2 separate regions of the Homo sapiens genome follow, and region 1 is linked to region 2. A link is an interaction called in ENCODE POLR2A ChIA-PET data of the cell type or tissue named here. Cell type or tissue: Caco-2. All regions are shown on one strand. Links, peaks and the distances in the headings refer to the core of each region. The heading gives the core; the rest is flanking DNA. Region 1 holds the start of LOC101928143 (a long non-coding RNA gene). Region 2 overlaps NUMB (NUMB endocytic adaptor protein).

The links. Peaks named below come from ENCODE experiments on the same cell type or tissue, not always from the same donor. Only the 100,000 strongest peaks of a DNase experiment are listed, where the experiment ranks them.
Region 1: POLR2A ChIA-PET joins it to region 2 with 6 read pairs; 10 of 35 experiments call an interaction of 5 or more read pairs at or near these places.

What each region holds. Positions count from the first base shown.
Region 1 is chr14:73,463,090-73,467,485 of GRCh38, forward strand. It overlaps LOC101928143 (a long non-coding RNA gene), which reads right to left and starts at 553. Exons shown (of 3, transcript NR_135251.1): 1 at 386-553. RefSeq lists enhancers at 502-591, 1,852-2,081. In Caco-2, for the core only: no CTCF peak of the experiment used is centred there; no DNase peak of the experiment used is centred there; H3K4me3 peaks cover 40 bases.
Region 2 is chr14:73,274,828-73,279,223 of GRCh38, forward strand. It overlaps NUMB (NUMB endocytic adaptor protein), which reads right to left. Exons shown (of 13, transcript NM_001005743.2): 13 at 389-2,466. The coding sequence ends at 1,751. Among named protein-coding and RNA genes, the nearest start is that of PAPLN-AS1, 31 kb to the left of the region's middle. RefSeq lists an enhancer at 1,701-2,201. In Caco-2, for the core only: no CTCF peak of the experiment used is centred there; no DNase peak of the experiment used is centred there.

The DNA of each region.
Region 1 (4,396 bases), core at 74-4,073, 190 kb after region 2:
GGCTATCCTCCAAGGATTTCAGAGAGTAGAATTCTTCCAGAACTGCAGTGTCCCAATCACTTGGAACCTCATGAGAAAGCAGACTTAAACTCAGACCCTAGAACCTCGAACTTAGTATGTTCCAAAAGCTTTGGCTCTGCCATTTACCAACTGTGTAATTTGGGGAACATTGATTCATCACCCTAAAGCTTCATTTTCTTCATCTATAAAATGAGATACATATTAGCTATCTTGTCTTGCATAACAAATTACCCCAAAACTCAGTAGCTTAAAAGAACGTTTATCGTCTCAGTTTCTGTGGGTCAACTCTCTGGCATTGGGTCTCTTATAAGACCACAGTCATCTCAAGCTCAGTTGGGACAGATCTGCTTCCTGCCTCACTCACCTCGTTATTGTTGGCAGGACTCACTTCCTAAGGCCTTGGTTCCCCAGGAGCTGTTGGCCAGAAGCCTCCCTCGGTGCCCTGCCTCATGGGCCTCTTCGTTGAGCATCTCACAACGTGGCAGCTTACTTCATCAGTGCAAGCAAGCAAGAGCAAGAGAGAGGACTCACCAGAGACAGTAATAGCAAAACAGAAGGCACAGTCTTTCGTAATCCAATCACAGATGTGACATCCCATCACTGTTGCCACATCCTGTGAGTTAGAAGTAAGTCATTAGGTCCAGCCCACACTCAAGGAGATTACACAAGGATGTAAAGACCAGCAAGAGGATCATTGGGAGCTATTTTAGAAGCAGCCTACTCTAAGATAATAATAACATCTAGGGTTTGTTTAAAATTTAAATTAGAGACTGCATGGTGGCAGCTACTTGGGAGGCTGAGGTGGGAGGCTCACTTGAGGCCAGGGGTTTGAGGCCAGCTTGGGCAACATGGTGAGACTCCTCCATCTCTTAAAAAAAAAAAACAAATATATGTGTATATTTTTAAATATTCAAAAATCAAATTAGAGAATATGTTCAATTCGGGCCAGCATATGTTATGTAATATATAACTGTTATATATAATAACTATTATTACCATTAATATTATTATTGACTATATAATGGCTGGTTTTCTCCCCTAGCTCCTAGAAGGAACCCTTTTATGAGGAGTAAATGAAATAATATACATAATTCAGGACCTGACATGTAGTAAATGCTCAATAATCATTAGTTATTGTTAACATTATTAATAGCCGGGCACGGTAGCTCACGCCTGTAATCCCAGCACTTTGGGAGGCCAAGGCGGGCGGATCACAAGGTCAGGAGATCGAGACCATCCTAGCTAACACGGTGAAACCCCATCTCTACAAATACAAAAAAATTAATTGGGCATGGTGGCGGACACCTGTTGTCCCAGCTACTCAGAAGGCTGAAGCAGGAGAATGGCATGAACTCAGGAGGCGGAGCTTGCAGTGAGCAGAGATCACGCCACTGCACTCCAGTCTGGGCAACAGAGCGAGACTCCATCTCAAAAAAAAAACCAACATTATTAATAAACATGTGATATTTGATATTCTCTCCAAGCTACTGGAAGGAAATACTATGAACTCTCATTACTTTTCCAGGGTGGCCTTATTTCCATATGTTTTGTTCAGTTTTTCCATTAGCACCCTATACTCACCAGAGCACAATTCTAGATTTGGGGTTCATAAAATATGACCACCAAATCCATAACACAGTCTAATTTCCTGCCTGCCCTATACCAAGAAGGGTATGCACAAAACCAGCAAAATGGGCTAATTATGGCAGCACCTCCTATATGCACAAAAGTCTGAGCCTGGCCCCAACCAGAATCCAGACAGAAGGGATTGTGCCTGGGAGAATGAACAGAGACTTCGCTATGTGACCTTTGTCCCTTTTAAAATATGGTCATCATTGTGCAGTCTACTCAGTCAATCCTCAACTAAGAATGAGAGAAAGAGGGACCTACACAGGCCCTACAGATGGGATAAGGGTGTCCAAGAAGACATTTTCACACCTGGGTTGGAAGTAATAAGAACCCATAAAAATAAAGAGCAATTTTGCAATTAGAAAGTTGGAAGAAGAGAGTCCAGTTTGCAACATGAAAGAAAGATCATAAGAGGCTGGAGTCACCCTTTAGGGCTGGGTTGAAGCTGTCTTCCTTATAAAGGTGGAGGATATTGAGGGTTGGCCTGTGGCCAGGAAAAATGAGGAACTATAATCAAGAAAACCCCATTATTTTTGCTTTGAGTCATTTCTCAGGGCTCACCCATAATTATTACATAAGAAAGACAGAAAAAACAAAAACCTCCTAAAGTGTAAATGATCCTTAAACTAAAAACACCGTAGAAATACAAAGATCCAGGCCGGGTGCGGTGGCTCATGCCTGTAATCCCAGCTACTTGGGAGGCTGAGGCAGGAGAATCACTTAAACCCGAGAGGCGGAGGTTGCGGTGAGCCGAGATAGCACCATTGCACTCCAGCCTGGGCAACAAGAAAGAAGAAACTCTGTCTCAAAAAAAAAAAAAAAAAAGAAAAAAGAAAAGAAAAGAAAAGAAAAAGAAAAGAAAGAAATACAAAGATCCAAGTTTTTGCAACTTATCTGTCTCTCTCTCTCTCTGTCTCTGTTTCTTCTTCTCCCACCCATATTTGCACATGTTCTTTCATTTCTTTTCCGCACAGAAGAAAACTACCCTTACAAGGAAATGCCTTAGGATCCTCCAGGCTGGAATTGTTTTCAGATCAGGAATCATCTTCTCTAGCAGTCTCCACTGCAGCTCTACAGGATTAGAGCTCAGTATTCACAGATAATGACAGTTTACACCTCTCCCTCTAAATCAAGTCACCTGTGCAGCTGTGATTTAAAGAGTTCGGATGATTTTCTGAGCTGCACTAGCCCTGGCCCTTTCCTCTCCCGAAATGTTCCCAAACATTACCAGATTTGTACACAGAAAGGCTCAAAGCAGAAGTTGCTGGGAAAGTTCTGTAAACATGAAGGGGAGATGTACACCAATATCAAGTTCCTCTTCCTGTGGCTCTGGTTTTCTCTCCTTCCTATTCTCTATTCTGTGTTTCCTCTGTGTCTGGGACAGAGGAGACTTGTATGTTTCCATACCTGTTAATAGCCAGAGAAAACTTTGTTCGGTCCCTTGGCAGGTTAGCGGATTTTAGAAGGGAAAGACAGGGTAAAGAGATGAGGACTCGCCCCCAGGAAGTCTGACTATACAATAGGAATGGTGTATTTATTTATTCAGCCCTTTCCTACACTGCAGTCATTTCATTTCACCCTCAGGATGTGTATTTAGTGGTAAGCTTTCTTTCTTTTCCTGTTAGTTTCCTGCAAAAGGACATCAGTGTCTTCCTCATTGGAGCAGCTGATAAGAAGGATGTTGTTGCTCAAATAGAGACAGAAAAACATATTTCCTATCACAGACCCAGGCCATCCCAAGGGCATGGAGAATTAGACCAGGTTGTGGAAATAATAGAAGAACCTGATTTTCATGCCTATTTCCCTGGTGCCATCTTCCTCCCTGAAATACTCTGCAATAATTACACCTTCCACTTAAGTAGGATTTCACACTTTTCCAAAGTAGCATCACGTTGTACGGAAGTAGAGTTGGCTGCACTGTAGCTGGCATAGCCTATTAGTTACTTTGGAGGGTTTATATGAAGAGGCAACTTTGGGTTTAACTTTAAGTTTTGGGGAACTCATACAAATAGCATAGGTTTACCCTAAGTTGGATTCCATTTGCTAGCTCCTGCCTCTCCTACAGATCTCATCTTCAAAGTTACTATTATAGGGGAGGCTTCCTGTTATCCCTCTCCCAGCCACATTGAGTTGGGTGCCCCTCTTATACACACTGCATTTCCACTTTGGATACACATATCCCGTGGGTAAACTTGCTCAGTGCCTAGCCATCCAGCAACATGTCGGCACTGTAATACCAGGGACAACAACCTTCCTGCTCATGGCTGCCTAGCATAGGGCCTGGCCCACAGTAGTTCACTAAATATTTAGTGAATGAATGAGTGAGTCAGGAATTGTCTCTAGGAGTAGCCTTGCCACCTGACACAATCACTTATTTTGGGGTAGTGCTCTGGGAGTTATAAAAAAGGCCTGTGCTAATTATCACATAATGATCACCGGTGGTTATAGTATTTAGTAGGCAAAAGCACAGTGGTGGAGTATGACTAAATAAAGGTCTCCTCCAGGTGGGGGGCTATCCCCGCACTCTGAATTTGGAACCCCACTGCCCATCTCTCTTGGACTCCTGTGGACAGGGTCATTCCTTTGGGAAATTCTTTTCGGAGTTGCCAACACTGGGGAACAGGGAGAATTAAGCTCCATTTCCCCAAACTCAATGAAGTCTTTCTGATATGAAAATTAAATTAAAGAACAAGGCCAGTGGTGGCCCTCTGTTGCTTTCCTTTCAGCCTCTGAGACAGATTTCCCC
Region 2 (4,396 bases), core at 292-4,291:
CCCCCTGCCCCACTAAAATTTTGATTTAATTGGTCTGGAATATAGGCCAGGCGTTAGGATTTTAAAAAGATATCCTCAGGTGATTCTATTGCATAGCCCAGGTTGAGAAGCACTGCCCCACCCCGCTGAGATTCTGCATTTCTAACCAGCTCCTAGGTGAAGTCCATGCTGCTGTTACAGACCACACTTTGAGCAGCAAGAATCTGACTTTAGAGATACACTCAGGATTAAAGTATGAATGAAAATATGAATCTTAAGGGTATTTTTCTAGTCACTAAACTAGGGATTTACAGCAGCAGTAGAATGGAGAGTAAGACCAAAAGAACGAAAAATAAATTCATTTACTAATAAAGGAAAGGGGAAAGAACAGCCCTTCATGGGCAAAAGCTTCTACCATGAACATTTATTTTTGTTAAAGCAGATTATAAATTTTCATCAGTACAAATATATATAACTTACATTTGATTGTAAGGCCAACGTTCAAAAGTAAAAATGAGATGAGCTCTCTTATTGTTATCCGAGGTCAAGAGGCTGCAACTGTCAAGGGGATGTTCTCACCAAAAGGGGGTTTGGGGGAAGAGGACACACACAAAGCTAATAAAACCAGAATCCCCATCCCCACAAAACTCATGGGAACAAAATTTAAAGGATAAAACAAAACCCACCAAGACCCATATTACAAACCAATATGGTAACCTGTGTTCCCTTCTATGGTATGATTATGTCATGTTACCTTAGTGTTAAAGGATTAACATAAGGAAACTGCAGCAATATATAAAAGATATATTCTCTATAGAGCATATTTCGATTGATTCCATTAAAATAATGACATTAGAATTCCATCATAGGTTTAAAACCAGGACAATACTGCTTTTCCTTTATTTAAAAAAAACTACAACCTAGTGACTGTATTGGTCATAAGCATGATTGTTGTTGCAATGTGCTACTTACAATGAATGACTGACAGAAAACAAGCTAGGGATCCTGTCTGCAGCTTCCAGCCTTTCCTCTTTTTATTTCAGTAGGCATCAATGATAAATCAATCTTATGTACAATTTCTTACAACTAGCCCCTTTACCTTTGGCAAGATTACTTACAACTCATACAACTTCTTAATATCTGAGAACTATTTAAAATATTCTAAATGCATAAAAATAAAGATTTTGGCTTTTGATATATATAATATTTATTCTGTTACTCAAAATGGAAGCTCAACTTCTCCCCCAAAATATAGCTCTGCTGGGCAGTTGCTGATATGCCCTCCTGGGAATTCTGGCAGCATAGCGTGCCTCTCTGTTCCCCAGCCTGAGCACAAACCACTCTTCTTGATCTCTAATACAGGCCACTACTGACAGGAGGCAGGTGAATGGCCTGAAAAACAAAGGGAGATTGCTTTGCTTCCTGTTGTGTTTTACATTTCAGTAAATGTGCTTGGAATATAGATTCTTGTTCAGATACTTTGCCTCTCTGTTGCCAGAGATTTGTAAGGGGGTAAGGGAAGAGGGAGTACAGAAAGCAACATTTCCTTGACTTCTTTAGCCTAATTGCAAGGCAGCTTTTCTCTAGGAATGCTTTTTCCCATGTCTTTCAAAATCACCCCTCACAGTACTCTGGGCCTGGACTTGTTCCTTGGGACCTTTGGGATTAGTGAAAAGAGTACTAATCAGGAGACAAAGTCTGTTTTGCTCCTTTGACCGCTACCCCCTGCTCCCTGTCTGGTATGGACAAGATACATAGCCATAATGATTGCTTAAAGTTCAATTTCAAACGTCTTCTGTAAGTCACTGGAGAAAGGGTTGGTAGGGGAGGGATTAGTACGCTGCTTGGACTTATTTTCTAATGCAGCCCACTGGGCTTCAAAAGGATCCACTGGGCAGGTGCCTGTAGGAACCTCTGTATGCCTGTCTGCTGAGGCCAACCTGCCATCATCTACACCATTGAAAGCTGCAGAACCGTTGAGGTGCTGAGCAGGAGGCTTAAAGAAGGGACTGGTGGTAGCACTGCTTGCCTCGTAGTGAGGGAATGTCTGCTGCCTGACCAGGCTGGGTGACTGATGGGGATGGGCAGCCTGAGGGTGGCCTGCAGTGCCAAATACGTTGGCCACCATCTGGGAGGGAGTGATGCCCACCACAGGCACATTAGGGGCTGGATAGGGCATTCCATTGGCCACAGGATAGGACTGGGCAGGGACAAAGGCTGGTTGCAGGGCTGGGACCACACCCACTGGCACAGGCTGAGAGGTGAGGAATGCATTCCCTTGGAAAGGTGATGCTGGCTGGGAGATGGCAGTGGGTGGAGGAGGCTGGAGAACTGGCTGCAGAGGAGCAGCTGAGGCCTGGGGCTGCTGAGCCCGGACGCTCTTAGACACCTCTTCTAACCATCGGTCGGCCTCAGAGGGAGTACGTCTATGACCGGCCTGGAAGAGACCTGGAGAGGCAGCACCAGAAGATTGACCCCACTCGGTCCCTGGAACCAACAAGATGAGAGACAAAAGAATCAGTTAGGGGCATCTTTCCTCACCTTATAATCTTGGTTATTTGAATGATCCTAACATGTACAACATGTCCCCCCCTAATGGGACATTTTGTGGTTTTGATAGGTAGGAGTAAAGTCTCTATTACCAACTGGGATTTTGTGGTAGGATGAAGAAAACTTGTCAAGACCATGCTGCTGTGTCAGCCACACTGAAGCACTGTCTAGATATGGCTCAAATGCATTAAACCACGGCAGCTGACTGATGTCAGAAACCCCTCGCTGTTGCTATGGCTCATCCACAATACAGAAACTAGCTGGTTGTGGTAGCTCACACCTGTAATCCCAGCTACTTGTGAGGCTGAGGCAGGAGGACTACTTGAGCCCAAGAGCTGGAGGCTGCAGTGAGCTATGACTGTGCCACTGCACTCTGGCCTGGGCAACACAGTGAGAATTCTGTCTTAAAAAAAAAAAAAGGCCACGTGCAGTGGCTTATGCCTGTAATCCCAGCACTTTGGGAGGCCGAGGTGGGCAGATCACCTGAGGTCAAGAGATCGAGACTATCCTGGCCAACATGGTGAAACCCCGTCTCTACTAAAAATACAAAAATTAGCTGGGCGTGGTGGTATGCATCTGTAGTCCCAGCTACTCGGGAGGCTGAGGCAAGAGAGTTGCTTGAACCTGAGAGGCAGAGGGTGCAGTGAACCAAGATACTCCAGCCTAGTGACACAGCGAGACTCCGTCTCAAAAAAAAAAAAAAAAAAAAAAACACCTAGCTTGCACATCCTCTAAAGGGCCCAAGGCAATTCATCTTCTGCTCTAACAGAGCAAAAAGAAAATAACCAGTGACCTGGCCATATCTTGCTGGCCTCTGCCTGGCTTCCAGAAATATGTTGTCTTTTTGGTGAACTGCCTTTATTACTATGTTAAAACCTTTTGAGGCCGGGTGTGGTGGCTCACACCTGTAATCCCGGCACTTTTGGAGGCCAAGGCGGGTGGATCACGAGGTCAGGAGTTCGAAAACAGCCTGGCCAACATGGTGACACCCCATTTCTACTAAAAATACAAAAATTGGTTGGGCATGGTGGCATGCACCTGTAGTCCCAGCTACTCGGGAGGCTGAGGCAGGAGAGTTGCTTGAACCTGAGAGATGGAGGTTGCAGTGAGCCAAGATCATGCCACTGCATTCCAGCCTGGGTGACAGAACAATACTCCACCTCCAAAAAAAAAAAACTTTTTGGTTTTATAATTAATAGATGTTTTTTATACAAAACTAGAAAGTACAAAAAAGCAAAAATGAAGTGCTTTTTCTAGCACTTTTTGTAGGCCTCCTATTGTAGGAGCAGGGCCCCCTCTTTCTACAGGAATGTCTGCACATCACCAAATCCGGTGATGGATTCTCTGAGGTGGGGCCCTGGAATCTTTTTTTTTTTTTTTTTTTTTTTTGAGACAGAGTATTGCTCTGTTGCCCAGGCTGGAGTGCAGTGGCGCAATCTTGGCTCACGGCAAACTCTGTCTCCCAGGTTCAAGCGATTCTCCTGCCTCGGCCTCCTGAGTAGCTGGGACTATATGCGCATGCCACCGCGCCTGGCTAATTTTTGTATTTTTAGTAGAGATGGTTTCACCATGTTGGCCAGGATGGTCTCCATCTCCTGACCTCGTGATCCACCCACCTCAGCCTCCCAAAGTGCTGGGATTACAGGCATGTGCCAACACACCCAGCCGGAATCTGTATTTTATAAAAGCTCTATGGGTGGGGCTCTGTTCCACAGTCCTGTTCCACAGTCCTAATGACTATCAGTCTGATCTCTTTTGTTCTCCTTCACCATCCTTTCTTATGTAAGCAACTTATTTCTAGGAGGGAACATAGTTTTCCTGAAAGGATTCCTCCCTAGTTCCCACTCAGCTAACTGGCTGAGTTTTA